Regions from separate parts of the Homo sapiens genome. Here region 1 is linked to region 2. A link is a loop called in an ENCODE intact Hi-C map of the cell type or tissue named here. Cell type or tissue: heart right ventricle. All regions are shown on one strand. Each heading gives the region's core, and the rest is flanking DNA. Links, peaks and the distances in the headings are about the cores only.

The links. Hi-C counts contacts between places; a loop is a spot of excess contacts. Peaks named below come from ENCODE experiments on the same cell type or tissue, not always from the same donor. Only the 100,000 strongest peaks of a DNase experiment are listed, where the experiment ranks them.
Region 1: it touches region 2 in a loop (2.3-fold over the local background); 6 of 110 quality-filtered maps call a loop at or near these places.

What each region holds. Positions count from the first base shown.
Region 1 is chr6:56,439,200-56,455,393 of GRCh38, reverse strand. No RefSeq gene overlaps it. Among named protein-coding and RNA genes, the nearest start is that of COL21A1, 200 kb to the right of the region's middle. In heart right ventricle, for the core only: no CTCF peak of the experiment used is centred there; a DNase peak (open chromatin) is centred at 3,773; H3K27ac peaks cover 2,860 bases.
Region 2 is chr6:56,584,289-56,600,667 of GRCh38, reverse strand. DST (dystonin) reads left to right here. Exons shown (of 104, transcript NM_001374736.1): 45 at 447-599; 46 at 1,959-2,192; 47 at 2,662-2,928; 48 at 6,475-7,005; 49 at 8,310-8,486. Among named protein-coding and RNA genes, the nearest start is that of DST-AS1, 250 kb to the left of the region's middle. RefSeq lists an enhancer at 6,518-6,777. In heart right ventricle, for the core only: CTCF peaks have their summits at 4,967 (motif pointing right), 7,370 and 7,573 (motif pointing right); DNase peaks (open chromatin) are centred at 4,979 and 7,527.

The DNA of each region.
Region 1 (16,194 bases), core at 308-8,307, 140 kb after region 2:
TTTCTTGCATTATAAACATCTTAAATCCACGGTTCTGTTGCAGGGATCTGTTTAAGCCTTTTTTTTTTTTGTAAAGATTATTTAATTCAGAAGAGTTAATAAAAATCTGTACATTCACCCAACTTGACATAAATAAACTTCGGTTTGCTGCATGCTAAAAGCAACCCAAAGAGTGTGGGAACTGTTGGGACTTCCACTCTGCCCTTGGGTCACCTAAGCTACAGATCGTGAGAAGATGCAAACGATGTCGATGTCACTGGAGAGATGGTAGCAGTGTCAGTCTGTAGTAAATGTTAGTAAAGGTAATTTCCTCCTCTTTTAAGATGAAATGTAAATATAAATAGACATTTTCTTCCAACATTCTATGAAGTTACTTTACATAATCTAATTTTAGGGATCATTGTTCTATACTATTTTCTTCTTTCTGCCTCTTCTCAACCATCTTTTTCCAGAGAATGGAAGTATGCTGTAAAGTTTCTTCCTTTCTCCTCTGATACTAGTTTTGCAAGGGCATGCACACCTGTGCTAGTGGTTATATCACTGATTGCCGGTTCTCTGAAAATTCCAGTTGAGGGAGGCTGAGGGGACATACTAACATTCTTGAAGCCTCAGTTCTAGTTCCAGCCCTTGTTACCTCTCACTTGTATTACTACAACGACCATCTGTTGATTTCCTCATTTTCAATGTCTTCTCCTCTAGACATCAGCTTGGAGGAACTGGTCTTATGGGGAAGGACGTGCCTTTTGATATGAAGGACTGGAGGAAAGGGAGATTGAAATGGGAGAAGAGACATTGAGGGAGTTACCCTGCACTCTTTATTTATCTCAGTAAATTGGAAGACAGATTTTTGACTTGACCAGAGAAGGTTAGAAGTAGCCAAGGCCCTGGACTGATAGTTATCCTGGCCTCCAGTGTATGGCCTGGTTTAGGAAGAGAGGTGACAGAAAGTTCATTGATCTACAGTTGGTTTCTTCAGTCAGGCTCAACAGAGCAATGGAAGGAAGCGGGGGCTCTAGGATGGGCTTTTACCTCAGAAGCAGGTTTTAGGGTACCCAGAGGAAAGGATTTGGGAGGAAGGCACACCGTGGGTGAGTATTTGGGTCAGAGTGGTAGAAAGCTAGAACACTATGCTTGCACACACAGGAGTGTGTATATGATCAAGAGTGACTTATATTTGGGGCATTATCTAAAATTTGCAAGAATGTGAACTTCGGGAGCCTCAGCGTTTTTTTAAATATTAGTCTTAGCTGTTCCAAGTCTTCATTGATTTTTATTGTGCTTATAGCAGAATCTGCATGGAGAAAGCAATAATAGTCCCTAGAGTGAGGGAGAGAGTACAAGAGCCTGCCTTTCAGCTGCAGTTGGTTGTGCTTCAAAGCCCCAAGTAGGCTTAGCGGTATGTGTGTGTGTAGCTCTGGCTTTTCAAGGAGGCAGAAATATAGTGTTTTGGTATATACTTTCAGAAATGTCTCTGGGCATGAGTTAAAAATGAATTAACATAAAGACCATTTCTGAAAGGAGGGCCAACCAGGAAGACAAATGTACATAGCTGTGTTTTTAATTATCCAGTGTAGGAAAATTTGTTTCAAAAATAACCAGCCAATGGACATATGTCCCGGTCAGTAGTCTCGTCACAGCATACTTGCTTGAGAATGGACCAGTGAATTCAGAGGAATATAATAGGCTTGGAGCAATGTTTTCTTAGACTTTACAGTGCCATATCTGATCATGGATTAATTTTGAGTTGTTTCTCTTGGGCAACCTTTTGTGTCTTAGCCACTTCATTATGCTCATAGTGATTTTTTGAAGCCCTACATTTATGTGTCAATTTTGGTTTATAAAGCTCTAATTCTCATACAAGGTTTTCAACCAGCCAATGAAATAGTAAATAAATATCACTTGAATTGTATAAATAATTTTAATGAAGCTAGAGAGGTTTTTATTTGTCCAGGATCACACAGCTAGAAAATGACTGAGTAGATAGATCTTTTCAGGCTGAGACCAATGATCATTCCACTGCCCCTCACCCTTATACCAGGGCTTATGCATTCTTTTCTAAAAAGATGGTAACTTCATAAGGAAGACATGTTCATGGCCTCTTTCAGGAAGCTATACCACATCTGGATTTTCCAGAGTAGCAAAATTCATATTAAGATAGTTGTAAGCTCTTCTTTGGAGCATTGGATATGTCTTATGTTCCATAACTAGACAGATTTTCGATTGTTTCATGTCTCAACCTGATCTCATTCCAAACAAGTCAGTAAAACCGATTTGCTAACTCAGATCTGATTTGAGGTAGCTAAATATCTAATATCCTTTTCTACTTCAACAATAACAAAATGCATGTTGAGTTCCCCTGCAAAGTTGTTTCATCATTTAGCGACCAGAGTCCCGATTCCTCCCTTTGCCAAATAGGCATCCCAAATGACTTACTTGAGTCAGATTTTGAATATTCTACCTTCTGCTTAAGTTCATTGACAATGTATATAAATAAGTGTTGGAACTCTTCATTGACTATATTTTGACTATATTTTGGTGTGTCTTTTTTTTTTCTTTTTTTTTTTTGGAGACAGAGTCTCGCTCTGTCACCCAGGCTGGAGTGCAGTGGTGCGATCTCGGCTCACTGCAACCTCCGCCTCCCTGGTTCCAATGATTCTCCAGCCTCAGCCTCCTGAGTAGCTGGGACTACAGGCGCCCACCACCACACCTGGCTAATTTTTGTATTTTTAGTGGAGACAGGGTTTCACCATATTGGCCAGGCTGGTCCCGAACTCCTGACCTTGTGATCCACCCACCTTGGCCTCCCAAATTGCTGGGATTACAGGCGTGAGCCGCTGTGCCCAGCTTGGTGTGTCATTTTTAAATCAAGTTATTCCCCAAAAATATATTTGAAGTGTGGAGACATATACAATGTAACCTAACAAAAAAAGGTTCTAATTAAAAGATATAAAGAGTGATATACACTCAGATTTTCTTACTTCATTTTTAGTCAGCTTGAGTACAGTGCTTTAAGATAAGGTGGTCCTGGCCGTTTATCCTGATTCTGTCACTCAAATATATTTCAGATTATGTTAGTACTTTCAAGCATGTGTTCTTTTTCTCACTCTTACTCTAGAAATGTATCTTTTAAGTATCAGTTTAATGTATCAGTATTAGAAGGATCATTTGCTTTTGTGAAACGATGTTTGAAAGGTAGTTAATTCTGTGAAGAATTTGTATTTAGTGCATTTATTTGATTTTTATTGACTGCATTTTGAGAGTGGGATATTTTATACGTTCAGTGATACATTTATTGTCAGTTTTTGATTCTAAAACTATGCCTGTTAATTGTAGACAATTTAGAAAATACATAAAAGTACTAAGAAGAAAATAAAAACATGGATCACCCCAATACTCAGGATGAGTCACAGATAAATTTGTGGGGTGATTGTTATTTTAAGTTTTTGATGTCATAATGTACTTTCATTTTGGTATTCCCAATTATGTTTTTAAACTAAAATAGACCAAAGACACTATAAGGTATTGGTAATTACTATTTAAAGTTGGAAATAAGGTGATACTTGTGATCTATTGCTGGACAACAAATTGTCATAAAACTGACTTCGAACCAGTTATCTCACAGTTTTCTGTGGTGTGGAATCTGAGCAGGCTTATCTCAGGCTTTTCTGGAGCCAGATCCATTTTTGAGCTCGTTGGTTGGTTGGTGCCAAGATTTTGTTTCTCATAGGCTGTTGGAGTAAGGGCTCAGTTCTTGCTGGCTGTTGGCTGGAGGCCATCCTCAGTTCTTTGCCAATATGGGGCCCTTCAACAGGGAAGCTTGTTTCATCAAAGTGTGCAAACCAAGAAGGCAGGATGAAGTTTTTCATAACCTAAGTATAGAAGTGACCTCCTATCACTTTTGCCATGTTCTATTAGAAGCAAATCACTAGGTCTGTCCACATTCAAGGGTAGGGGATTACAGAAGGGCCTGATTACCAGGAGGCAGGGATCACTGAGGGCTGTCTTTGAAAACTGTCTGCCACAGTGCTAAATCAGAAAAGCTGGACTCTAATCCCTTGAATTCTTTATGTAATGAAGAGACTGGTTTAAAAATCGCTTTTGAAAAATTTCTATAGTTCTTTCCATCATTATATGGTTTAAAGCATGACACATCAAAATTCAATTTCTGGTTTAACACAATCTAGATTAGAAGAGCAGTCTTTCTTAAATACTTCACTTTACCACAGAAGTTTACTTAAAATGTTTGGAAATGAGTAGCACAAACATCCAAGCAAAGATTGTCTATCCCAAGCCACAGGAGTTTGTCTGTCATTCAGAACAACAAACAAGGTTAGAGTCCAAATGGGCATCAGTGACTCCCTAACAGGGTCAGTGGGGAGAGAGGCACTGGGAAGTTACTGAACATTCTTCAAATATGGTTGTGAGGATTGATGGGATAAATACTGTTTAGGTTGGAACTCACTGGATGCTACCTCATCCTTGGTGAAATGTTGTTTTACCTCATTCCCCTTCTCTTAACACCCTTGTTTTGTTACCCTGGAGGCTCTAGGTTGCTGTCACTTGGAGATAGTAGATTCTCTCCACAGGGAATACGTAATTCCCACAGTCGGGAATATATGCTTGCTGTCATTGGCACCTAAGTACTTCTCTGCTGGCCTAGGAGCTCCCAGGAATTAACTAGCTGGTCAGCGTTAATATCTAATTCAAATTTTCCTCCAAGGAATCCCACATTTGCAGCACATGCATCTTAAAAGATCCATACTCCTTCGTGAAGCAAAGGAAATAAGCATGGCAGCAGATAAAACATGCCCCTGTGGCCTCTCCTTCCTGTCTGCATGTTTCAGTCATGGTTGGACATTTGGTTTGTGCCAGTGAGATTCCTTTTATATTCAAAGGGACTGCTTCACAATGTTCTCTTAAAAAAACTGTACTGCACAAAACACCTCATGAGCAGGGCCCTCAAAATGAAGTTTATCCACGAGATTTTATGTATAATGAAGCCACACTGCTTAGAGATTTTGCAGGAGTCATCAGCCAACTTGCCTATGAATTATTGTTAATCTATGAACAATGGAGATAGTGCTTTTCATACCATGTACATACACCAGCTTTTAGGGGACAGAGCTAATTTCCAGTTTTTATTGCTTCTGGAGAAAAGCCAAAAGAATCCAGAAGTCGTTTTGGACAGATTGACTCCTTCCTCTCTACCTTCCCTGCTTCCCCTCACCTACACATACTATTGGTAGGTACTGAAAGGAATTAGGATTTTGCAGGTCTTTCTGTGGTAGGACCTATGTTTTCTTAATTCTCAATCGACATTTTGAGTTAAGAGTTACCCCAGATTGCTGGTAAGTAAAAAGGCTTTGAGAATTACATGCCGAAGGCTACACAAGAAGTAGAGGACTCCATGTTTCTGGCTGAACTGAAAGCCCTCAGTCTTTCTACTGTACCATGCTACTTTCTGAGTGGCTATTTTTTAGATTTATTTTCTGTCCTGGCCCGTATCTTATTGATTAGTTTCTTGCCTGTTTGTTCCTAATGTGAGTGCTTTAGCAATTTAACAGACACTAAAAATATATTCTTCCTTATCCTGCTTCCCCACCACCACCAACAACAACAAAAAAAGGAAAGCAACAAAGCACATATTTTTTATTTTTTATTTTTTTTGAGACAGAGTCTCGCTCTGCCACCCAGGCTGGAGTGCAGTGGCTCAATCTTGGCTCACTGCAAGCTCCGCCGCCCAGGTTCACGCCATTCTCCTGCCTCAGCCTCCCCGAGTAGCTGGGACTACAGGCGCCCGCCACCGTGCCCGGCTAATTTTTTGTATTTTTAGTAGAGACGGGGTTTCACCGTGTTAGCCAGGATGGTCTCGATCTCCTGACCTTGCGATCCGCCCACCTCGGCCTCCCAAAGTGCTGGGATTACAGGCGTGAGCCACCGCGCCCGGCCAAGCACATATTTTTTAAACATGGAATTCACCTAGTTTATGCAAAGAGTACCTCCCTGACAGCTAAATGTGGGGAAAGATTAGAAAGAGAAAAGCAGAAAAAATTCTTTTGCAAAGAAAAAGAGAAAGGTAGAAGGATTTAAAATAGCTACTGGGAAGCAACAAGAAATGTGGGTCTTTGACCTGATGTAAATTCAAAATGCACAATTGATTTATGCTCAGCTTTGCAGGAAAATTTTTGGCTTTAGAGGATAATATGAAAACACTGTTTAGGATTAGGCTGAATTATGTTTTCAACAGGATGGAGGAGTCCATCCTCTGTGCCAAGAGTTGGTGATGTTGGCTGATAGTTGCCTCTTATCTCTTTGATATGTGGTACTTGAGTCTCTTAAGACCAAGGATGGCCTTTGGAGGAAAGTGCCTTTTTCTTCCCGGCTGCCAGTTAGAAAGCTGTTCCAAAACCATATTTATGACTACAAGTGCCAGAGCTATAACAGTATATGATGTGCACTTACCAACAGGCTGGTGAAAAAATAGTAGGGAAGAATGATCATCTGATTGTAGTTCACATTCTTGAACATATGTTTGACAATGTAAAATAAATCTTATCTATTTTTCTGCTGGGCTCATAATACTGCAGAAACCTCCTATCATCTTTGTCAATTGCCTTCCCTCTATGGCCTCCCTGGGAAGCAGATGCACTACAGCGATTGACTCACTGGTCACTCCTGTTGTTTATTGATGGACCCGAATGATGGTTACCAAACAATTGCTGGTAAGAAAAACCACCTTATCCCAATGCAACTCTACACAGTGCTCTCTTTTAGTTTTTAAACCTAAGATTCCTCAGTCATCCTGTCTCAAAGCTTGAGTTTCTATATTAAGAAGTGTTTTTAAAATAATCAGATGACAGATGAAGATTTAGAAACATGCAAAAATGATCTGGACATGCTAGATTGTTAACCTACAAATAAAAAGTAAAATTTACTAAGTCGTATATATTTGGGAATAGGAAAATGAAATGCAGGATATAAGATAAATTTATCCACAGCATAGGTAAGAAAAGAAAAGGAGTTATAGTTGACAGCTCAAGTGAAGTGAGTTGGTGATGTGGCTATCAAATGATTTTGAGCTGCATTAATGGAAATATAGTGCTCAGCAGGGGGTGTGGGGAAGGAAGTTCTGTTCCACTGTGGTACCTCATTATAAGATATGGGCAACTGGCCAGCTTCTACAGGCAAGGGACCAGGAAGCAACTCAAAACCATATTGGAAATGGACATAATGTGGAAAAATAATATTTTATGTAATTTTTAGTATAAACAACTGCAATTTAATTATTGCAAGGAAATCTGTTTTGCAAAGGAATCTACAAAGTTTATATACTGCGCATGTTAATTATAACAGATCAGGGAAATCCGGTTAACATGTTAATTATCACAACTTTGGTGAATAAATTTATTTAACCTTTAAGTGAGTTAACAAGAATTACTTTACAACTAATATTCATTTTTTATAACAAATAAACATAGTCTCAAAATTATTGTTAGTACACTTGGAAAATATTAAAACCTCCATGTATTGTAGGAACACTCTTTGTACTTTTTAGGCAACAGATTTAGGAACCTGACAATAACCAGATAGAGAATATGTACACAGTTAACTTAAATTCCGTGGTAATCAGAGGGTAGCCATTCTCTATTTCTCTCATATTTCTCCCCATCCCCCAAGAAAGGGATAATGGTCGGCTCAGCGGTTCACCCTTAAGAGAACAGTCTTTTCTAGATTTCGATTAACATTCACAATTGTGACTGATTACAATTATTTTACCTGGGCTGAATAAGATCATTTGAGCTTATAATAATCATGGTTTTCCTGTAATGCAGGTATTATAGCCCATTTTAGAGACCAGAAAAAAGAGAGGTTAAATAAACTGCCCAAGGTCACATAGTAACAGAACCAAACCCAAGTCTCTCTGACTTTAATGACTCTGTAGCTTTCTGAATATTTGAAGGACCACCAATGGGTAGAAGACAAGGTTTTATTTCATCATAAGGAAGAATTTTTTATTCATTACATCTGTTCTTAAGATGGCTGCCTTGAAAGTATCTGCCTTGCCAGATAATGTACAGGACACCCAGGTAAATTTGAATTTCAGATAAACACTAAAAAAACTTTTAAAGTATATGTCCCACATACTGCATAGGGAATTCCTATGCTAAATATTATTTATTGCTTATATGAAATTTAAGATTAGGCATTCTACTTTTTTTTTTTTTTTTTTTTTTTGGAGACAGTGTCTTGCCCTTACACCCAGACTGGAGTGCAGTGGCCGATCTCGGCTCGGCTCACTGCAACCTCCACCTCCCGGATTCAAACGATTCTCCTGCCTCAGCTTCTCGAGTAGCTGGGATTACAGGCACATGCTCTCACGTCCAGCTAATTTTTGTATTTTTAGTAGAGACTAAAATACCATGTTGGCCAGAATGGCATCAAACCCTTGACCTCAAATGATCCACCTGCCTCGGCCTCCCAAAGTGCTGGGATTACAGGCGTGAACCACCATACCCAGTCAATTTGTATTTTTATTTGCTAAATCTGTCAATCAATCCTCCTTGAGAACGATTGTATTTCCAGGTGCTGGTAATCGAAAATATCAGTGCTCCCATGGAGATGTGGTATTGAGGATCTGAGAGGGGTTGTGATTTCATCATCTTCATGGCTGTCTCCTTTGAGTCCAGAGCTGGGCTAGGTGTAGGGGGAAAATGAATGACTCTACAGTTCTTGGCTTTAAGGAACAGCAGCTCTTTAAAGTTTTCTTTCCATTCCTTGTTTTTTATTCCTTTGGCAGGATCACCTCACTGCTCACCAGCTTCTGGTAGGTACATGGGACAGTGGAGGGTACAAAAGAGAACAACAAATTACTCCTTATGAAGGTTTCTTGAACTATGTTGGTGGGGATCCTTGGAAACACATCTCTATAAAGGATTGTGTTTCTGTCAAGAATTCTAGAATTTTTAACCCCCAAGATGCAGCATGTTAAATATATTTTGTGTTTTGTCCCAAAAGAATAAGGCAATGGGAGTGTTTTTCTTAGAGATGGGATTTATGACAGCTTCTGCAATATCCTCCAACTCACACAAGACAAGTTAAAAGTTGGCCCTATTTTGAAGTTGATAAAACCATCGCTCTGGAAATATTTCTTAAAGTTTCTGAATAAAACACTTTAGGAAAATTCTTCTTTAGTGGATATCTTATAGCACATGGTATTAACGACCTGTCCCATGAAATTCATTAAGAAGTGGCTTCATGCTGAAAATTGACAAATAATGAAAGTTCAGCTGAGGCCCCTTTCAAATGTGGTTCTCCCACACAGTGTGATCTGTTTACTGGAGACTGTTGTGAAGACTGTAAATACAATTCCCGTCTGGGTGCCGGAACGGAACACAGGCTGCCCAGGGCCTGAAGAATCAGTCCCGCATGTGTTTCATGTAATTATGTGTCTGTAGACATATTTCTAGGTTACAATTGTGAGAAATGCTTGAAAACGTTCCAGTAGAAGCGGAGACCAAAACTATGATATTTTTGCAAAACCAATATGTAAGTAAAATACCCGATTTTATGAAATGCTTTCGTTATTTTAACTGGTGGAAACCTGCCTTCCCTCAAAATAAGACTGTAAGAGTCTGACAATACAAGAGAGAATTTTTAAAAATACAGTCTTACAGTGGAGAAAGCTTTTCTTTTTTTTTTTTTTTAGACAGGGTCTTACCCTGTCACCCAGGCTGGAGTGCAGTGGCACAATGTCAGCTCACTGCAACCTCTGCCTCCCAGGCTCAAGTGATTCTCCTGCCTCAGCCTCCCAAGTAGCTGGAACTACAGGCATGCACCACCATGCTCAGCTAATTTTTTGTATTTTTAGTAGAGACATGGTTTTGCCATGTTGCCCAAGCTGGTTTGAACTCCTGAGCTCAGGCAATCCACCTGCCTCAGCCTCCCAAAGTGTTGGGATTACAGGCCTGAGCCACCATATCTGGCCAGCAGGGAAAGCTTTTCTAAGCAAGATGCAAAATCCAGGAACCATGAAGGAAAGATGGATAAATGTCTGCCCACCAAAAATGCCACAAAGTCAAAAGACAAACTGGGGGAAATAGTTGCATTATAATAGCAAAGGGAAAAATTTTCCTAATTGACACAAAAATACAATTTATATTAAGTAGTATAAATGGCTCTTGCTACTGAAATTTAAGAGTTATAAGACCACATTTCTCCCCTAGTAGTTTGGCAAATGTAGAAAAGTTTGGCTGTACACATCACATTGGTGAGAACAAGTGGGTGCAGGCCTCCTATGCTGTTGCCAGAAGTGCAAGTTGAAGTGGCCTTTTTAGGAGACAATTTGACAATGTTTATCAGAGCTTTAAGTGCACATACCTTTTGACCTGGCAATACTGCTTCTGGAAATGTACCCAACAAGAATGTGCGCTAACCTAGAACAATTTTCCTGGAAAAATATATTCTCCTCATCAGACCCACGTTGCTTTGCCAACCAAAGCCCCAAGTGGTAAAATAACATTGCCTTGGGGAAGAAATAGAAGGAAATGCAGAGCACAAGGACGATGTCCTTGGTTTCAAGCCGGCCAGGTTGCTGGTCAACCTGAGCTGGAGTCTAGAGCAAGTATGCAGTTTGTGAACTTAATTCCATACAGAGAGCTGGTCTAGAAGTTACTTGGGACACTGTATTTCCTTTTTCCTTTTCCTTTTTTTTTTTTTTTTTTTTTTTTGAGATGGAGTCTCGCTCTGTTGCCCAGACTGGAGTGCAGTGGCGTAATCTCGGCTCACTGCAAGCTCCGCCTCCTGGGTTCACGCCATTCTCCTGCCTCAGCCTCCCGGGTAGCTGGGACTACAGGTGCCCGCCACCATGCCCGGCTAATTTTTTGTATTTTTAGTAGAGACAGGGTTTCACCATGTTAGCCAGGATGGTCTCGATCTCCTGACCTCGTGATCCGCCCGCTTCGGCCTCCCAAAGTGCTGGGATTACAGGGGACACTGTATTTCCATATAGAGGGAGGGGATCCCTATCACACTGAATCCTCTTGGAAAGAGTGGCATTTGTGACACTCTAGGATTCTTCCTTTATGTTTTGCTCTTTCCCCTTTGAGCCCCATGTTCCCTGCTCCTCCAGGATGATGTGGCCTTCACTCCCTCTTGGGACCATGGCTTCCTTCATATATGGCAGGCAGTTCTCCAAGCACACTCCCACCCCTCCAGTCCTCTGTACTCTTCCATCCTCAGCAAGATGCTGGGCCCTGTTAGTCCTATACCAAGGTAGCTGCTCCACCCCCTCCCGCTCGGGAATTCTTAGGCCCTTGCACCGTCTTGCCCAGGAGTGTTTTTCTTTTTAGTTCACATTCGTCTCAGCCAGATACAAATGGGAGCTGCAAACACCTGGAATGAAGCCACTGCTCATATGTCCATTAAATCCTAAGGCCCCCAAGAGGCCCAGGGAGGCTCTTGCTTCACCAGCTTCTCCTCGAACGTTGCCTCTTCTCAACTTTTTAAAAATGTCTTAATATTATTGTTAATAAGCAATTCATTTACATGATTCAAAAGTCAATACTGTAAGTAATGTGTACCTGAGAAGTCTTAGTTCCGCCTCTCTCATTTTATTCATTTTCTGTTCTTCTAATGGTTCTTGATATGAATGTGTGTGTAGTGTGTGTATACATACAAATAAAGTAAGTCATAACACAGATTATGCTAAATTTTATCCCCCTTTCTTACCCCCAAAGTGTTTGACTATGATATAAACTATACTCCACCTTGGTTTTTTGCACTTAAAAATATCTGGTCATATATATTTTTAAAATTTTAATTGTGGTAAATACACAGAACATAAAATGTACCAAATTAATCATTTTTAAAGGTACAGCTCAGTGGTATTAAATCCATCCACGTGGTTGTGCAACCATCATCACCATTTATCTTCGTAACTCTTCCATCTTGCAAAACTGAAACTCTGTACCCATTAAACAATAACTCCACATGTTCTCCTCCTCACAAGCCCTGGCAACCACCATTTACTTTCTATCTCTATCAGTTTGACTCCTGTAAGTACATATATAAGTAGGATCATACAGTATCTGTCTTTTTGCTATTGGCTTAGCATAAAGTACTTGAGACTCATCCATGTTACAGCACCTGTCAGAATTTTCTTTCTTTTTAAGGTTGAATATTCTGTTGTATGTATAAGGCCACACTTTCTTTATCTATTCATCTATCAATAGATATTTGGGTTGCTTCCACCTCTTGGCTATTATGAATAATGCTGATATAAACATGGGTACACAGATATTTCTGAAACCTTTCTTTGAGTTCTTTTGGATATCTACTCAGAAGTAGAATTGTTAGCTTATATGATAAATCTTTTTTAAATGTTTTAAAGAACCTCCACACTGTTTTCCATAGTGGTGGCTGTATCATTTTATATTCCCGCCAATGGTGCACAAGTTTCCAAAAATAGCACTAGTTATTTTCTGGATTTTTTGTTTGATTTGTTTCATTTTTGATAGTAGCCATCCTAACGGGTGTGAGGTTTCATTGTGGGTTTGATTTGCCTTTCTCTAGAAATGGCTGATATTAAGAATCTTTTCATGTGCTTGTTGACCATTTTGTCCTTAGCCTTTGCCTATTACAGACCTTGAATACCTTGCCAGCTTCGGCAGTAACAGAAACATTTGGCCCCCCTTCTTTAGGCCACATGTCTATTTGTAATAGGGGAATATATCAGTAATATTTCATTTCCCTACTTCTTTCTGCTGAATGTGTAAAATCGTCATCTGCTTCTGAGGTTAGTTCTTGCCATTTCTACAAGCTGTAAAGACACTGCTGAATCATGGTGTCTTTACTACCTTAACTCTCTTTACTTTCTGTCTGACACAGTCCTCCAGATTCTGCCTTATGTGGGTACCCTAGAGAGGGAGAGACAAGTCAGAAAGTTCTGGGTCTCCTAAAGACATCCATTGTTTAAACAAACCCTGTCAATGAAAGGTTCGCTAATCAGGCCTAGATCTTTTGTTATCCTTCTGCTTCTCCTCTGCCAGGCTTCACCTGCATCTTCCACTGGAGGATGTTTATTGGATATTCCCTTGTAGATGATCAATACTTCCACTTTTGCCAACTCTTGAATTCTGAAACTACCTAATCAGGCTCCAGTTAATTTGTGCTCACCTTTTCTATCTTCCTTTCCCAATATCCCTAAATCAGTGGTTCTCAACTTTGGCTGTAGATTGGCATTGGCTGGGTAGATTTTTTAAAAGACTGATGTCTAGGCCTCACCCCCAGAGGCTTTTACTTAATTGATTTAACTGTAGCCAGAGCATGGGGATTCTAATGTGCAGCCAGTGTTGAGAACTACTGACCTAAATTTTTGGAAAAATTAATCTTATTAATGAATGTTATTAATACATCTTATTCACTCTCTATTATAACTTAAAAGGCTTGTCTCAATAGTATCCTAGATTGGGCTATCTCTGGGGTAATCACCACAGTTAGTTCTCTAAGGTTTTATCCTCTGTTAATTATTATTTGCACTTCAGGCTCTCTGATCCAATCACAAATCCCCTTTCCTTCTTACAGCTGTGAAAGCAATGTGTCTCTCTTTTTACCCTTCATATTTCTCTAGCCTGTCAGGAACAGGGTAGAAGAAAATATCTTTCCTACTTCACCCTCAAACGCCTTCTACAAGCAGGAACACATATTGGCAAATATTTGGTTCAAGGCTTGTTGGAAAACCTTTGGAGGCTGATTTCTGTAGTTCTAGAATTCTACTAAAAATTATCTGAAGATATGCCAGCTGGTGAATGCTATGTTAAAGATACATATGCAGCTGGAGAGGCAAGATAATTATGAGACTAGCAGCAAAATGAGTAGAAACAATAGTGGGGAAGATTAGCAATTTAAAATGCGTAGAAACTAAGTCAATTTATCTCTCTTTGGAAACTTCAGAACCCTTTGCTCTTAGGTCAACTTATGGAATCACTCTCACTATGTACCACTTCTAGAATCTGTGACTGTTGGAATTCTCATTCCTTAAACTCATCCAATTATTGAAAGTCATCCAATTATTCTACTATGAAGAGGTAAACATAGTAAACATTTTCCCTTGATACCAGTTAGGGTTTGTGTAGATCTGCTTAGGAGAAAGACCTTTTCTCCAATGACTTCAATCTGTAGTCCTATGAGCTGCTTGGTGAAAATTGTCTTAAGTTCCAACAGTGGGACTGCTTCATGTTGTTTGGGTCATACAAAGACAGGAGGTGTGGTAACAGACAAGCCTCTAAGCAAGAAGTCATAGGGCTAGACCTTACCAAGGAGTCAGAAGTCAACATGATTTGGTATAAACTAAAATTATTCAAGTGCAATTAACCTGCTATAACTGGAGCCCTTCAACTTCCTGGAAGGAGCAAAGGATTATCATAACCTGCCTAGTTCACAGACCCTGCCATGCCTTTGTGAGGCTTTTCTTAGTGCCCTAACCTCTTAGTTACCTAACCTTATCAGTTTACTGTTTAACTCTTGATAGTAGAATAATTGGATGACTTTCAACAACATATTGAGTCGTTTTCCAAGAATCCCGTTGATAAGCTTATCCACTGATGTCCACCTGCCAGCCTTCCTGTCTACTCATGAATTGATCATCACTATGCCTAATGGACAACCCCAACTCTGCAGGTTAGATACGCTCAACAGCCTACCTGTGTGGCCCCAGACATCGAGTTCCTGCCTCCAACTGGGCTTCTTGCCAGGACATATCACTGTGTGTTGTTCCTCAGTACCTACCTCATTTTAATGAGTCAGCCTGGTCTCAGGCCCCAGCCTTGCCTGGCCTCATCCTACCATAGGTCTGCAAGCTCATGCCTGACTTCAGTGGTGGTAAAGATCATCAATGTGGAGCAAGACTTTAGAGTTCAGGTTCAAATTATGCTCTGCTACCTGCTAACAGTGAGGCTTTTCCAAGCCTCATTTTTCTCAGGCACAAAAATTGAGAATGAACAGAAATTACCTCATGGAATTGCTATGAGGTTTAAACAAAACAGTCCATGGAAAGCACTTACCACAATGCCTAACATATTTTAAGTGCTCAATAAATACAATACATGTTATCTGCATTATTTCAGTTGCAAAAAAGATAAACATACTCAGTTTAGTTCAAGAAACAGTGGGGCTTGTTGAAAGGCTACAGATGATAAATTTCACAGAAGCCAGTTTCTATGTAGTAAGGACAGATGGATGTCCAGGAAATGGGAAGTCACAGACAACCACTCCCTGACTCTCTGATTCTGACTCTGTCTCTCTGTCATTTCTGCTTCTTGCTGCCTGTTGACTTCTCTCTACTGATTCTCTGAGTACCTTTTTTCTCAGCTTATTCACATCCTGTGGTAGACTGCTAGTTGTTCTTCAATATCCATTCTTTTTTTCTTCCTTTAACAATAGAGCCCTTTTGTTTAGTTGGACACATGGCCTCCTTGGTAAACGTTATATTTTCTGGACTCCCTTGCAGCTAGGTGTGGCCACTCAATCAAGTTCTGGATTCATGTACACGTGGCATATGTAACTTTGTCGTCATAGGAGAGGACAGCCTCCTTTCTGCATCCTTTTGACTGCGACATAAGTATAGTAGTAAGCTATTTTGGACTGAGCCACCCTAACAATGAGTAGGCCAGAAGTCTAGGTCCCCAGCAATGGGAAATTGCTATCTCAAGTCTGGGTTCGAGAAAAACAATATCTCCTACCTTTTTTGAGGCATTTTATTTTGTCTTTAATACAGTGGTTGAATCTGTGTGCTAACAGATGAATCATTTACTCTCAGGGGCTTGGGTAGCTTTGCCCTCTCTTGTCCCCAAATCAATATCACAAACACTCATCATTGTCCAACTGACCCAAACATTTAGTCTTCATTTCCAAATTCTGATGAGAAGGAATCTGATTGCTCAAGCTCAGGTCAAGTATCTAGCCTGGTCTAATCATCTATAACTGAAAATAACTGGGGTTTTGGGGTTGAGTAGGGAGGAGGCAAGTCATGTGGTACAGAGAGCTGCACCAGCCAAAGACTATCAGTGTCGTAGGTTCACTGATAGTGGGATATAGAAGAGATAATAATTACTGGCTTGCCTAAACCCATGAGGTGTTATATTATACAAATACATAGAAAATAAGCTTTTGTTAATTTTTTTTTAAAAAGCTTCTAAC
Region 2 (16,379 bases), core at 3,039-11,038:
CCTTTTATTATTTCTTGAAGCACCAGACATTGTCTCTAGCATGATAACCTATATACACATATCAAATATGTTAACCTACAAATCACAACTAACTTCTCTTTTGATGTCCTTTTGCAGAATTAATTCTATGTGTCGCAGGTTTCAACAGCTTAAGAAAATGGGATGTTTCTTCCTGTTGGTCAGAAGTTCCATCTCTTACAAATATGCATGGCCAGTATTCTCTTGAGCAGTTTCATCTAAACATGATCACTTTCTTTGTATATGGGATATGCTCATATTTTCTGTCTCACCTTGCTCAGTTTGTACCCTACTGCTATCATGTTTACAGCATACTTATAAAAGCTTATTAGACAAAACTTGGAAAATGTGTTCTAATAAGAAGCTATCACAATAGCGATTTTGTGACCACCATACATTTAAGATGTTTTGGGTTTTCTTCACTTTAGATTGTAGCAGAGCGTCAGCAGGAGTATAAAGAGAAACTCCAAGGGATATGTGATCTTCTTACCCAAACTGAAAACCGCCTAATTGGTCACCAAGAAGCCTTCATGATTGGAGATGGCACAGTTGAGTTAAAGAAATATCAGTCCAAGCAAGAGGTAGAATTTGGTTTTCTATCAGCAGATCTATGTTGATGTTATGTTCGATTACTATCATTTGGAAGTCAGTGAAGATTATTGAAAATACCAGTAATTTTAGCTTTTTAGAAGCAAGGCATACCCAAGACGCCCTGGGCTTGAGCTTTAAACTTTATACTAAAAGTTAGATTTCCAACTTCAAGCAAGCTAGGTAATTTTTTTGACTTTTTTTGGTAAGAGATATTGAGTGGAGGAAATATTAAAGGGGATTTGATAATGAAAATACCTTGTGTGATGAATTAGAATTTGGATTCATTTAAGGCCAACCTACTTACTACTTGCAAATCAGAGGAAATAGCCATCACTTTGGGTTCTTTCTCTTTCTTAGCTCCTTCTTACTCCTTCTTTCTTGTGATTTGTTCCTTTTTATTGAAGGAAAGGGCAAAAATAACAGTAACAACAGATAAAGATATCTTTATTTTGGTGTCAGGACAGAGAACATTTTCATTGTAAGTAGATAGCTCCTGGTTCAGATTCCAGACTCTATACATTGTTAGCTTTATAACAGTCTGTCACAGCCTCAGTTTCTTCATAGGTCACACTTTGTTACATTATTATAAAAGTTAAGTAAATATTGTGTAAGTCACTAGCACAGTTAAGGTCACATAGTCATGGCTCAATTAATAGGATTTCTTTCAATTCAAATACTTCTAAGACAAATTTGAAGAAGATTAAAATAAAGTATGGAAAAAATAATATTAAAACTCAGTATCATATAGAGAATGAAAATGCATGATAAAGGAGGAAAAGAAGAGGAAAAACTACATGGAAAAATCTAGACATAGGAAAGCTATAACTACTAAGGAGAGATCTTAATCTTGAGGTACCTAGCAGCTAGGCAAAGAAGCAAACATTACATATTACAGATTCTGGTGTTTAGAAAAGGAAAGTATCTTAGTTCACTGGGAAAATTAGTTCATTTTTATCCTGAGTGATAAACACATTAAAAAATAAAAGTTTAGAAACAATAAATATTAGCATATATTTACAAGCCTTTGTACATGTGCTCATATAATATTAAAAAATCTGGTGTGTGCAAATTTATATAGATCATATACTGAATACTTATGTGTTTTCAGTGTTTCACTGACTGCATTCTTTCGTTAAACATGAAAATTCATGCTTTTCTTTAATATTGTTTGAGTTTCAAATTATATTAAGTATTGTGATTGAAACTCAAATTAACATACTCAATATGTTTATTCAAGCTACATATACTAGACTCTCTCTGTACTCACTCTGTCTTTTAGAATTACAACTCTGGAAGAACTAAATAGGTAATAATTTAATAAAATATATTTTTTCCTTTTGTGTTATAAGGAATTACAGAAAGATATGCAAGGAAGTGCACAGGCATTGGCTGAAGTAGTGAAAAACACAGAGAACTTCTTAAAAGAGAATGGTGAAAAGCTGTCACAGGAAGATAAGGCTTTGATTGAACAGAAACTTAATGAAGCTAAGATAAAGTGTGAACAGCTTAATTTAAAAGCAGAACAGTCTAAAAAGGAGCTGGATAAAGTTGTGACAACAGCAATCAAGGAAGAAACTGAAAAGGTCCTTATTCAAATATGTGGTGCACTATTGCTATGTCAAAAAGCTTAACAGCTACTTGATTTATTATTAATATCCAGTGGTAGTAAATAAGGATTATCACTAAGGATTATTATGGGATTCTGGGTTTCCAGGTACATAATTGACCAAGTACTACAAAAGGTTTGAAGAGTTGGCTTTGCTTAACTTTTTCTTAATATTTAAGTGAGGTTGTGAAACTTTCTTCTTGTGAAATGTGTGATCACTCATCAATTATAGTTAAAATTTTGGAATGTATTTTTAAGAACAGGGGAAACTTCAAAGTAACTGCCTGTTGCTCTGAGGTTTAATTTCAGTTGTTAAGTTTTCAATTGTGTCAGTTTTTAGTACCCTCATTCTAATTTAAAATGTTCTAAGTATTTACTTTTGGAATGTCTTAAAACTATGCCTTGGCCCACGTTCTGAATTCCTCCTGTGAACTTTCCCTTCCCAGGTAGCAGCAGTGAAGCAGCTGGAAGAGAGCAAAACCAAAATAGAAAACCTTTTGGACTGGTTGTCAAATGTTGACAAAGACTCAGAAAGGGCAGGGACAAAACACAAACAGGTAATCGAACAGAACGGGACCCATTTTCAAGAAGGTGATGGCAAGTCAGCAATTGGAGAAGAGGATGAAGTTAATGGTAACCTGTTGGAGACTGATGTTGATGGGCAAGTTGGAACCACTCAGGAGAATCTGAATCAGCAATATCAGAAAGTTAAGGTGTGTTGTTATAAACATATGATATCGTTCAATTCTATTTCCAGGTTGGTAAAGAGAGAAATAACCTAGCACATGAGTTCTTTTCAAACCTTACTGACAAAAGAGGTTTTTTTCTGTGTTCATCATGTCAGATATAAATTATTATGAGAGTTCTAAGCAAGTCAAAAAATAATGAGAAATAAATTGTAGAGTTGGCATTCTCCATGTAAGTGAAGTAGAATTATTATAAAGATTTAATAATAATAGTTAACATTTATAGGACAGTTAAAGTGGGCACTCTTCTAAGTTCTTTCCATTTTAACTCATTTTGTCTTCCCAGTTACTCCTTGGGGTTTTTATTTTCATCTTACAGATGAGGAAACTGTAACTGACAGTATTAAAGTAGCTTTCTCAAGTTACATATCTAGAAAGGGCTGGAATTTGGATTTAAAACTAGGCCATATGTTCACTCTGCTAAGTCTGAATCTGTGTTCTAAGAGAACAATCTTTTTTTTTTTTTTGAGACAAGGTCTCACCCTGTCGCCCAGGTTAGAGTGCAGTGAAACAAGCATGGCTCACTGCAGCCTCAAACTCCCTGGCCCAATTGATCCTCCCACCTCAGCCTCCTGAGTAGCTGGGACTACAGGTCTGTGCTGCCATGCCTGGCTAATTTTTGTATTTTTTGTAGTGATGAGGTCTCTCTATGTTGCCCAGGCTGCTCTCGAAGTCCTGGGCTCAAGCATTCCGCCCACATCCTCCCAAAGTGGTGAGATTACAGGCATGAGCCACTGTGTCCAGGCTAAGTTGAGCTCACTTAAGTTCTTTCTGAGCTCAGCTCACCTATTCAGTTAAGGCTATTGTTGAGAAGAGATATAAAAGCCCTTCTACCAATTTACTCCATGACATAAATTAAAGCTAACATTAATGCTACTATAAGAGCAAAGGCGACTTCTGTAGAACTACTTTTAAAGTGTCACTCATTTTATTTCAATATTTGGCTTTTGACAGACGGTTTCTGGACCTCAGAAACTTTTGCAGGTCTATTTATTTTGTTCCTACCCTTCATATTTGGAATCTTTGGAATAGGGTACTCCCTGTGAGGTTCTTATAGAAAATACAAATTAAACCAGAAGAAGAATGGGAGTATTTACTGCTCACAATTTTAACGGGCTATTATAGGACCTTATTATGAAAAATAAAGTCTCTTAAAATGAAAAATCTAGTGAATTCCTAAAGGAACATTGTGAGTCAGTTACAAAGAAGTCAGGAAAAGTTAGTAAGTTGACCAAAGTAGTGAGAAATACTGGTGGGTAGACTTAAACATAAAGATATCACACAGGAAAGCCCTTGGTTTTAGGCACAGTGTGGCATTTCCCATCTGATCATTTTACCTCAAAGAATATGGGAATCTGTGCTTTAGAAAATCCTAATCTGGGCCAGGCGTGGTGGCTCATGCCTGTAATCCCAGCACTTTGGGAGGCTGAGGCGGGTGGATCACAAGGTCAGGAGATTGAGACCATCCTGGCCAACATGGTGAAGCCCTGTCTCTACTAAAAATACAAAAATTAGCTGGGTGTGGTGGTGCGTGCCTGTAATCCCAGCTACTTGGGAGACTGAGGCAGGAGAATCGCTGGAACCCAGAAAACAGAGGTTGCAATGAGCCAAGATTGTGCCACTGCCCTCTGGCCTGGCGACAGAGCGAGACTCCATCTCAAAATAAATAAATAAATAAATAAGTAAATAAATAAATAAAAGAAAGAAAGTCCTAATCTGGCAGCATGGAGAGAGGGCCAAAGCACCTGAGCCAGGAACGTCTAGCTTTCAGTAGTTGTCCCATATGTCCTGGGCCAAGCCATTCTCTTCCTTCAGCCTAAGAGTCCTCATCTGTAGGAGGAAGGGGATGGATCTGATCATTTATATGGTGTTGCATATGTCTGTCCATGCTATTTTGTGCAAAGCCCTTCTCGGGGTGGGGTGGGGGTAGCATATGAATGTATTTCAAATACCAAAAACACAAGTCTGTGGGAAAGAAGTTAGTTAAAAATATTTACTATGTGCCCACTAGGTGGCGGGCACTGTTATAGACAGTGAGGATACCAGTGTTAATGAGCCAGTTCTGAGCTGACTAATTGGGATCAGACTTACAAGTGAACGGCTGCCCCATAGCAGTGCTTCTAAGGAAGTCCTTTTCACAGCATAGAGTTATTCTTACTCAGCTCCTGTGTGCCAGCACTGTTCTAAGTACTTGGGATTACACAGTGAGCAAAATAAATTCCCTGTGCCCCCCTTGCACACTAGTTAGTGAGAATGTTACAGTAGACAATAACTAAGTTATATGGTAGGTTAGAAGGCAGTGAGTACTAAGGGAGAAAAGGAGTTAGGTAAGGGTGGTTGAGTGTGGGGTGGGGGACCAGTTTTCAGCATTTAAACGGGACTCAATGGAGATGGGTGCAATTAGCCAAGCAGATATCTGATGAAAGAGCTGTAACTAGACAACAACAGGAGAAAAAGCTCCTAAAGTGTTTACCAGGGTGGGGATGGAGGTAAGGGTGGGAGCAGCAAAGAATCTGGAGGTAATAAAAGGGGCTCTGGGGTAATGGGAGCGGGTCATTTGGCTCCATGTAAGCCATTATAAGAAATGTGGGAAATTGCCCAGAAGGATTAGTATCCTTTTTGCCACACTTGTATGGCAAATTGGGGTGAATGGAAGAAGATGCTTATGGCTGGAGGGAAAGGGACTTCACCTACCTGATGCCTCCCTGCTTCCCTGAAGACTGAGGGGATCAGTAGCTCTGCACACCTGTGACTTGCCTGCAGCACACCTGCCTGGGAGCCCTGCCTTCCTGCCTTCAGAGTGGATTTGAATTTCTGGCACATGCCCAGCTCTGCAGGAAGTGCTCTACATATGTGATCTCATGTACTCCTTAACAGCAACCTGTGATGTGTAGGAGTTATTGTCTCCATTTTCACATGCAGGAAACTGAGGCCCAGTGAAGCTGAGTAGCTCCAGGATTCTCTTTTATTATATCTGCTTCTCTAATGTCCATTGGGCTTCTCTGAATGTACAGTGTTCTTGCTTAGTTATTTTTGAAACCTTTTTAAAGCTTAAAGTTACAGATTCTTTTTCCCTATTTAAAAGTTTTTCCAGGATCATTTCGTAATAAAAAATATTATACTTGTTTGTCCAAAAATTAGGTAAAGACATTCTTTTTTGGGTAGTTGTGAGAAAGCAGGGAATAAAATGAGATCAGATTATAGACACTTATTTTAAAATTGGAATAGAAATTGGTTTTTCTAAACTTCTGAAAAATGGTGTCTGTCCTATCTGATTAAGTACATAGAGAAGATTGGAAATTTTCTTTAAAATAAGATTAGCATGCTCAAAATGCCTTGTTATTCTGAAATCCACCAATAAAAGGGAGTACGGTATAGCTTGAAAAGGGGAATGAGAAGCAAGTTGTAGCCCTGTAGATCATTGAAACCTGTCAGTCTTGAGGCGGCAAGGAGCTCCCTGCAGGTGTTACCCCGTTACTGCTTGAAGATTATGATCAATTTGTTTTCACATAGGCCCAACACGAGAAGATCATCTCTCAGCACCAAGCAGTGATCATAGCCACTCAGTCTGCACAAGTGTTGCTTGAGAAACAGGGTCAGTATCTCTCTCCTGAAGAAAAAGAGAAACTGCAAAAGAACATGAAGGAACTGAAAGTGCATTATGAAACTGCACTGGCTGAGTCAGAGAAGAAAATGAAGTTAACTCACTCTCTGCAGGAAGAATTAGAAAAGTTTGATGCTGACTATACCGAGTTTGAGCACTGGCTACAGCAGTCAGAACAAGAACTTGAAAACCTGGAGGCAGGTGCAGATGACATCAATGGTTTAATGACCAAATTGAAGAGGCAGAAGAGTTTCTCAGAAGACGTTATTTCTCACAAAGGTGACTTGAGATACATCACAATTTCTGGAAACAGAGTGTTGGAAGCTGCCAAATCTTGCAGCAAGAGAGACGGTGGCAAGGTTGATACTTCTGCAACCCACAGAGAAGTGCAGCGCAAGTTGGATCATGCTACTGATCGGTTCAGGTCTCTCTACTCTAAGGTAATGTTATTTTGATTTTTTAAGGGAAAAGTCAATCTGCAATTATAGTTTTCAATTATAGTTTTGGAACAAGAGGCAAGAAACCTAAAATCCAAAACAGGAGGAAAAGGTAGCTTTAGCCTACTTCTATTTTTTTTTTTTTTTTTGAGAAGGAGTCTCACTCTGTCGCCCAGGCTGGAGTGCAGTGGCGTGATCTCGGCTCACTGCAACCTCTGCCTCCCAGGTTCAAGCAATTCTCCTGCCTCAGCCTCCCGACTAGCTGGGACTACAGGCATGTACCCCCACGCCCGTCTAATTTTTTTTCTGTTTTTAGTAGAGATGGGGTTTCACTGTATTAGCCAGGATGGTCTCGATCTCCTGACCTCGTGATCCGCTCACCTCGGCTTCCCAAAGTGCTGGGATTGCAGGCATGAGCCACAGTGCCCAGCCTTCTCTCTATCTTATTCACCTGCTTTACTTCTGAACAATGTATTTAAATATGAGAAACTTAAAGTTACTTTAGTTTTTGAGAGCATGATTTCCAGAAGTCCCAGCTCTCAAATGCTCTAATATCCAGTGTGACCACAAGATGGCGGTTGTGCATTGACTCTAAGCAAAAACAGATGCTTGCAGCCTCTCAAGCTTGGGAACTGGTTTCATCTCAGATTATCCTCTTCACAAACACTGCAGGTGTTTGTCTTGTATATTTGATCAGTATGTTATTTTAATACTTAATGAATAAAAGACTGTTTTGCTTGTTTTACTTCTGTGGTCAAGTAAAAGGTTTTTTTTGAAAAAAAAAAATCTAAGAAAATATTTACTGGTTTGTAATATAATCTGAACAGACTTGCCAAGTTGCATAAATGATTTAAAGACCATCACTGGCTCTTGGACTTTGCTCCATTCTAATATAGACTCTTTGTCTTCCTTTTGTTAATTAACTTGTGCAACATATAGAAATTTATTAAGCACCTTTAAAACCCTTCCATCAAATCGATATCTATACACATGGTGTATCAAAATCTCCTTCCTCTGATGATTGATGTCTTTATCTTTTATTCTATGTTAAGACTCAGCTCTTGTAAATATGTTTTTGAATTGGTATAAATCCAGAACTATCTCTTTATTTTATGGTTACTTTTTGGCTTCTTATAGGGTACCTCTTCATATAAAGGAGGAAATCTTAGCCCAACAGAGTTTTTATTAACTTTGGTGGAAGTCTGGTTTTTTTTCCAAGTTACATATTTTATAGGTCCTAAGATTATTTGATGCATATGAAAATAGTGGGTTTTAATCTCCTACCCCTTTTCTCTTTTGATTGTTAGTGCAATGTTCTTGGAAATAATCTTAAAGATCTGGTGGATAAATATCAACACTATGAAGATGCTTCATGTGGACTTCTTGCTGGACTCCAGGCCTGTGAGGCCACAGCGAGCAAACACTTATCTGAACCTATTGCGGTGGACCCCAAAAATCTTCAAAGGCAATTAGAAGAGACCAAGGTAAAAAGCGAGAGAAAGATCCACATTTCCAGTAGTCTTACTGAAAGGCTTCCAATTTCTCACACTTTTGTGATAGTTTCAGCTAAGAGAGGGGAACAAATGATGTGAAAAGTATACTTCTGCCTCCAGAGGTAGTTTTGACTCTATTTCTCCACAGTACATTCTTTTTTTTTCCGAATTTTTTTTTTTTTTTTTTTTTTGAGATGGAGTCTCACTCCATCGTGTAGGCTGGAGTGCAGTAGTGTGATCTCAGCTCACGGCAACTGCCGCCTCCTGGGTTCAAGTGATTCTCCTGCCTCAGCCTCCCAAGTAGCTGGGACTACAGGCGCCCGCCACCAGCTGGGACTACAGGCGCTAATTTTTGTATTTTTAGTAGAGACGGGGTTTCGCCATGTTGGCTGGGCTGGTCTTGAACTCCTGACCTCAGGTAATCCACCTGCCTCAGCCTCCCAAAGTGCTGGGATTACAGGTGTGAACCACCGCGCCCAGCCTTCCTGATGTTTTCTTAACAGGTTTGACATTGCTGTTATGGCTTGTGACGTGCCCCTCCATCCCCAAACAAAACTCAGTATTTTCCTGGCCACTTATTTATCTTTATACTTACTTATCTTGTTCACTGTTTTTTCCTCCATTAGAATTAAGCTCCACAAGAACACGTGTCTTTGTCTGCTTTATTCATTGCTGTATTCACAGCACCTAGAATATTACCTGGCCCAAAGTTGGTACTCAATAAATATTTGTTAAGGAATGGACAGTTGGAAGGGAAGAAGGGATGCTACCATCATATTCAGCGGTTCTAAGGACCAGGATTAGGGTTCTTACTGAATATCTTCATGATTCATAGAGATACAAACTTGAATAATTACTCAATACAGTTCTCAAAAAGTCCACCTGCTCTTTCAGAAATACAGGCTTGGTGTCAAAACTGCATAACAGTGCGATTCTCAGTCATACAGTGGTGGAGAGTTCTTAAATCTATTTTTATAATGTAAAACTTATTTTAAAATTCTAAAGTAAAGGATGAGAACTAATGTGACCAATAATTTTGAGTTTAAAAGTTTCATTCCATCAATCTATTATATGATTCCATTTCACAGGTTAATAATAGTAGGTTATTACTGCTACAGCTAGAAAATAAACACAGGATTGCCAGTTAGACAGCTGTCTTTCAGAAGTTAATTGCATATTATTTACAGAGTCGAAAAATTGTGCTGTTAGCACGGGAAACAGGTACCCTGCTGGGCAAGCTTAAAGTTAGGTATTGCCTGAGATTGACAACTCTGGAAAGCTAAGTCATACCCGGGTGAAATGTGGCAGGTTAATATCAGGCAGAGAGAAGGCCCGTGAAGGGGTGGGAAGCATAGGATGAGAGCAGGGAAGGAGGTCAAGCTGGGAGGTCAAGAGGGTGGAGGGCACTGCTTCTTTCCCAGGCTGAAGAGTTTATCCAGCCCTTCACTGGACACTAGGGAGATGATGTGGGCCAGGTCAGCATCCCCAGATCCATGCAGCCTCCTCAGGGTTGCTTCCTTTTTTCCAATGTGCATTTTCAGTCCTGTTTTTTTTTCTTTCTCCTTTCCACAGGTACAAGAACAAATCTATCTTAATTAAGTTTTTATATCCCCATGTATTGTATATTCAAGGACAAGATATGTGGTGGGGGTAGAGGAGATACTGTGACATTAAGGTCATTATTTTAGTAGGAAATACGTATCATTTAAAATAATTATTGATTGCATATATTACATTTAATTAGGAAGTTATTTTAAGTATAGAAAATGCATAAAATAGAAATAACACATTTTAAGTTAGATCTATATTAGTAAACAGATTATACTGCATATAAAAGTAATTTTTATATAACTAGAGCAGAAAAAGAATAAAACCCAAAGAATGTGATGGTTTTTTAATTAAACAGATATGTGGATAAATTTTAAAACGGAAAAACCTATTTAGTAATTGCTGCAGAAGACTCTTACAGTCCTAAGACAGTTAAAGAAATATGAAAAAGAAAGAGATCTCAAAGGAGAATGAATTCTAATTAAGTCATAGCGTAATTTGAAAAATTAAATGTACAATTAAAGTTGTTGCTGATAATGCACATATTTTTCTCTCAGAAGATTTCAGAATGTATCAAGGATAAATTTTTATGAGGATTAGGTGGCCTCCATTTCTTTGATGTTTATTAACATTTTACAATTACTTTTAACAATAATATAAACCCATGAGACTACTACAAAAAATCGATCTTTCTACATGTAGCATACTATCTTCTACTTATATTCTGATGAATCATAAATGTAATTTTTGGGGCATCCAATTTGTTCATTTCATTTGAAATGCTTTTGGCCAATAGCATGTTGTTATTAGCATTATTATTCAAAGAACTGTGAACTGTGTTGTCAACAATCTGATACTACTAGGCCATAATAACACTCCTCAAGATCCCCTTCCAGGGAAATTAGTGGATAAAACAAGATTTTAGCCCCATAAGAGGTGCAGAAAACAGGATTTTGGGACCAGTCTCAAGGCCTGGGTGTGGAACCAGCAATGGGGATTGCATTGACTGACAATGTCAGCCTTCCAGACTTGCGCTAATCTTTGGGGTGGTGTTAAGTCAGGAAACTTTTATGAATTGTACAAATGCCCAGAAGTGTATAGACTTCGCTGTCTTCTGGTCCCAACAGGTATTCTCTTGTCACAGATCCTTCTTTCATGTCTTAATTTCCTTGAAATCCATTCAAAACAATATAAGGTACCCATTTGAATACTGTAATTAACAGTTTTTTTTCCAAAATAGCACTATAAACAACTATTATTGTTAAATTAGGACCTTGATACTTGCTAGGAATTAAAAATGATTAACTCTCCTGAATATAATTGTCAAGAGTAAAGGCATGTGATGTTTTGAGAAGAAGAGGTGAAGAAGACATGCTTCTTTTATAATGCACTTCTAAGTTTTAAGCTGGTAGTCAGGGCCATCTTTGGTATTGGATATTCTAATAGAACCATGATCACTTTTAGATGTATTTATTCATTCAGTAAATGTTTGTATGCTGAGTTTCATGAAGGCACAAAGATGTTAAAACCCTGTCTCTGCCCTTGGTGAACTCACAATCTAAAAAAAATTTTCGGAGGGTACCCTTCACTTACTTCATCTCCTAAATAACCATGTTATATGAATAAACTGTCCCTGTGGTCTAGATTCAGTGTGGTCACAGGTAAAAAGTTCATGTCTTGAGGGATTTTTTTTTACACTTCCCGTAATTAAACTGCTAGGAGAATTTTTCAAACAGATCCACTCTGATGAGGATTCTTTGGCATCTTGAAACAACTGTAGGTTGTGGTATTCTAGATCCTATGTTGGTCGTGGTTTGGTGGGCCTTTTGACATATGCACAGACTGCCTGTATGTCATCTCAGTTTCTTGGATATGAAGATTAGTTGAGGAAATTTTTGCCATTAGCTTTAGGCATTTAAGTAATGATAATAAATAATGCTGAAATAGAAGAAAACCTTTTTAGGTCTTACATCTGATATGTTCATTTATTTACTTAGTTGCTGATTTATTCCTGAAAAAAATTTTTGGAGCCTGCTATGTGTCAAGCACTGATCTAGGCACTAGTAATAGAAAGCCAAAAGGGATGACTTCCTAGTTCTCAAGAAGGCTATAGTTTGATAGAAGACACAGAAAAATCCAATAATAGTCACAGGGTATTTATGGGATTTCCTGTAAGGAGTACTTACTAAAGCTAGGAGTGAGGAGAGACTTAGGGAAGGTTTTCCAGCTGAGTATTAAAAGGTGAAGAAGAGCCAAGTTCAGGATGGCGGGGGTAGGTTGCATGAAAAAGTTGGTATGTAGAGTTTCTAAGACATTGGGTCCAGCATGAATAAATAGCTAAGAAATAGCTGTGTTAGACATTTCTGGAACAGAAAGTTGAGATTGAAGGTAGAATTAGGGAATAGATTTCATTGGACCTTTTAGACTATAGCATGCTCAAGTCTTGGCCTTTTTGTCAAGGGAGACTACTAAGAGATTTTAACAGGGTTATTTGGCTGTTCTTGTGTTGCTATAAAGAAATACTTGATTGGAGCATTTAGTCCATTTACATTTAAAGTTAATATTGTTATGTGTGAATTTGATCCTGTCATTATGATGTTAGCTGGTTATTTTGCTCGTTAGTTGATGCAGTTGCTTCCTAGTCTCGATGGTCTTTACATTTTGGCGTGATTTTGCAGTGGCTGGTACCGGTTGTTCCTTTCCATGTTTAGTGCTTCCTTCAGGCGCTCTTTTAGGGCAGGCGTGGTGGTGACAAAATCTCTCAGCATTGGCTTGTCTGTAAAGTATTTTATTTCTCCTTCACTTATGAAGCTTAGTTTGGCTGGATATGAAATTCTGGGTTGAAAATTCTTTTCTTTAAGAATGTTGAATATTGGCCCCCACTCTCTTCTGGCTTGTAGAGTTTCTGCCGAGAGATCTGCTGTTAGTCTGATGGGCTTCCCTTTGTGGGTAACTCGACCTTTCTCTCTGGCTGCCCTTTACATTTTTTCCTTCATTTCAACTTTGGTGAATCTGACAATTATGTGTCTTGGAGTTGCTCCTCTCGAGGAGTATCTTTGTGGCATTCTCTGTATTTCCTGAATCTGAATGTTGGCCTGCCTTGCTAGATTGGGGAAGTTCTCCTGGATAATATCCTGCAGAGTGTTTTCCAACTTGGTTCCATTCTCCCCATCACTTTCAGGTACACTGATCAGATGCAGATTTGGTCTTTTCACATAGTCCCATATTTCTTGGAGGCTTTGTTCGTTTCTTTTTATTCTTTTTTCTCTGAACTTCCCTTCTTGCTTCATTTCATTCGTTTCATCTTCCATCGCTGATACCCTTTCTTCCAGTTGATCGCATCGGCTCCTGAGGCTTCTGCATTCTTCACGTAGTTCTCGAGCCTTGGCTTTCAGCTCCATCAGCTCCTTTAAGCACTTCTCTGTATTGGTTATTCTAGTTATACATTCGTCTAAATTTTTTTCAAAGTTTTCAACTTCTTTGCCTTTGGTTTGAATTTCCTCCTGTAGCTCGGAGTAGTTTGATCGTCTGAAGCCTTCTTCTCTCAACTCGTCAAAGTCATTCTCCGTCCAGCTTTGTTCCGTTGCTGGTGAGGAACTGTGTTCCTTTGGAGGAGGAGAGGCACTCCACTTTTTAGAGTTTCCAGTTTTTCTGCTCTGTTTTTTCCCCATCTTTGTGGTTTTATCTACTTTTGGTCTTTGATGATGGTGATGTACAGATGGGTTTTTGGTGTGGATGTCCTTTCTGTTTGTTAGTTTTCCTTGTAACGGACAGGACTCTCAGCTGCAGGTCTGTTGGAGTTTGCTAGAGGTCCACTCCAGACCCTGTTTGCCTGGGTATCAGCAGCGGTGTCTGCAGAAGAGCGGATTTTCGTGAACCGCGAATGCTGCTGTCTGATCATTCCTCTGGAAGTTTTGTCTCAGAGGAGTACCTGGCCGTGTGAGGTGTCAGTCTGCCCCTACTGGGGGGTGCCTCCCAGTTAGGCTGCTCGGGGGTCAGGGGTCAGGGACCCACTTGAGGAGGCAATCTGCCCGTTCTCTAAATGCTCCAATTAAAAGACACAGACTGGCAAATTGGATCAAGAGTCAAGACCCATCAGTGTGCTGTATTCAGGAAACCCATCTCACATGCAGAGACACACATAGGCTCAAAATAAAAGGATGGAGGAAGATCTACCAAGCAAATGGAAAACAAAAAAAGGCAGGGGTTGCAATCCTAGTCTCTGATAAAACAGACTTTAAACCAACAAAGATCAAAAGAGACAAAGAAGGCCATTACATAATGGTAAAGGGATCAATTCAACCAGAAGAGCTAACTATCCTAAATATATATGCACCCAATACAGGAGCACCCAGATTCATAAAGCAAGTCCTGAGTGACCTACAAAGAGACTTAGACTCCCACACAATAATAATGGGAGACTTTAACACCCCACTGTCAACATTAGACAGATCAACGAGACAGAAAGTTAACAAGGATACCCAGGAATTGAACTCAGCTCTACACCAAGCAGACCTAATAGACATCTGCAGAACTCTCCACCCCAAATCAACAGAATATACATTTTTTTTCAGCACCACACCACACCTATTCCAAAACTGACCACATAGTTGGAAGTAAAGCTCTCCTCAGCAAATGTAAAAGAACAGAAATTATAACAAACTGTCTCTCAGACCACAGTGCAATCAAACTAGAGCTCAGGATTAAGAAACTCACTCAAAACCTCTCAACTGCATGGAAACTGAACAACCTGCTCCTGAATGACTACTGGGTACCTAACGAAATGAAGGCAGAAATAAAGATGTTCTTTGAAACCAACGAGAACAAAGACACAACATACCAGAATCTCTGGGACACATTCAAAGCAGTGTGTAGAGGGAAATTTATAGCACTAAATGCCCACAAGAGAAAGGAGGAAAGATCCAAAATTGACACCCTAACATCACAATTAAAAGAACTAGAAAAGCAAGAGCAAACACATTCAAAAGCTAGCAGAAGGCAAGAAATAACGAAAGTCAGAGCAGAACTGAAGGAAATAGAGACACAAAGAACCCTTCAAAAGATCAATGAATCCAGGAGCTGGTTTTTTGAAAGGATCAACAAAATTGATAGACTGCTAGCAAGACTAATAAAGAAAAAAAGAGAGAAGAATCAAATAGACGCAATAAAAAATGATAAAGGGGATATCACCACCAATCCCACAGAAATACAAACTACCATCAGAGAATACTACAAACACCTCTACGCAAATACACTAGAAAATCTAGAAGAAATGGATAAATTCCTCGACACATACACTCTCCCAAGACTAAACCAGGAAGAAGTTGAATCTCTGAATAGACCAATAACAGGCTCTGAAATTGTGGCAATAATCAATAGCTTACCAACGAAAAAGAGTCCAGGACCAGATGGATTCACAGCCAAATTCTACCAGAGGTACAAGGAGGAACTGGTACCATTCCTTCTGAAACTAGTCCAATCAATAGAAAAAGAGGGAATCCTCCCTAACTCATTTTATGAGGCCAGCATCATCCTGATCCCAAAGCCGGGCAGAGACACAACCAAAAAAGAGAATTTTAGACCAATATCCTTGATGAACATTGATGCAAAAATCCTCAATAAAATACTGGCAAACCGAATCCAGCAGCACATCAAAAAGCTTATCCACCATGATCAAGTGGGCTTCATCCCTGGGATGCAAGGCTGGTTCAATATACACAAATCAATAAATGTAATGCAGCATATAAACAGAACCAAAGACAAAAACCACATGATTATCTCAATAGATGCAGAAAAGGCCTTTGACAAAATTCAACAACCCTTCATGCTAAAAACTGTCAATAAATTAGGTATTGATGGGACGTATCTCAAAATAATAAGAGCTATCTATGACAGACCCACAGCCAATATCATACTGAATGGGCAAAAACGGGAAGCATTCCCTTTGAAAACTGGCACAAGACAGGGATGCCCTCTCTCACCACTCCTATTCAACATAGTGTTGGAAGTTCTGGCCAGGGCAATTAGGCAGGAGAAGGAAATAAAGGGTATTCAATTAGGAAAAGAGGAAGTCAAATTGTCCCTGTTTGCAGGCAACATGATTGTATATCTAGAAAACCCCATGGCCTCAGCCCCAAATCTCCTTAAGCTGATAGGCAACTTCAGCAAAGTCTCAGGATACAAAATCAATGTACAAAAATCACAAGCATTCCTATACACCCATAACAGACAAACAGAGAGCCAAATCATGAGTGAACTCCCATTCACAGTTGCTTCCAAGAGAATAAAATACTTAGGAATCCAACTTACAAGGGACGTGAAGGACCTCTTCAAGGA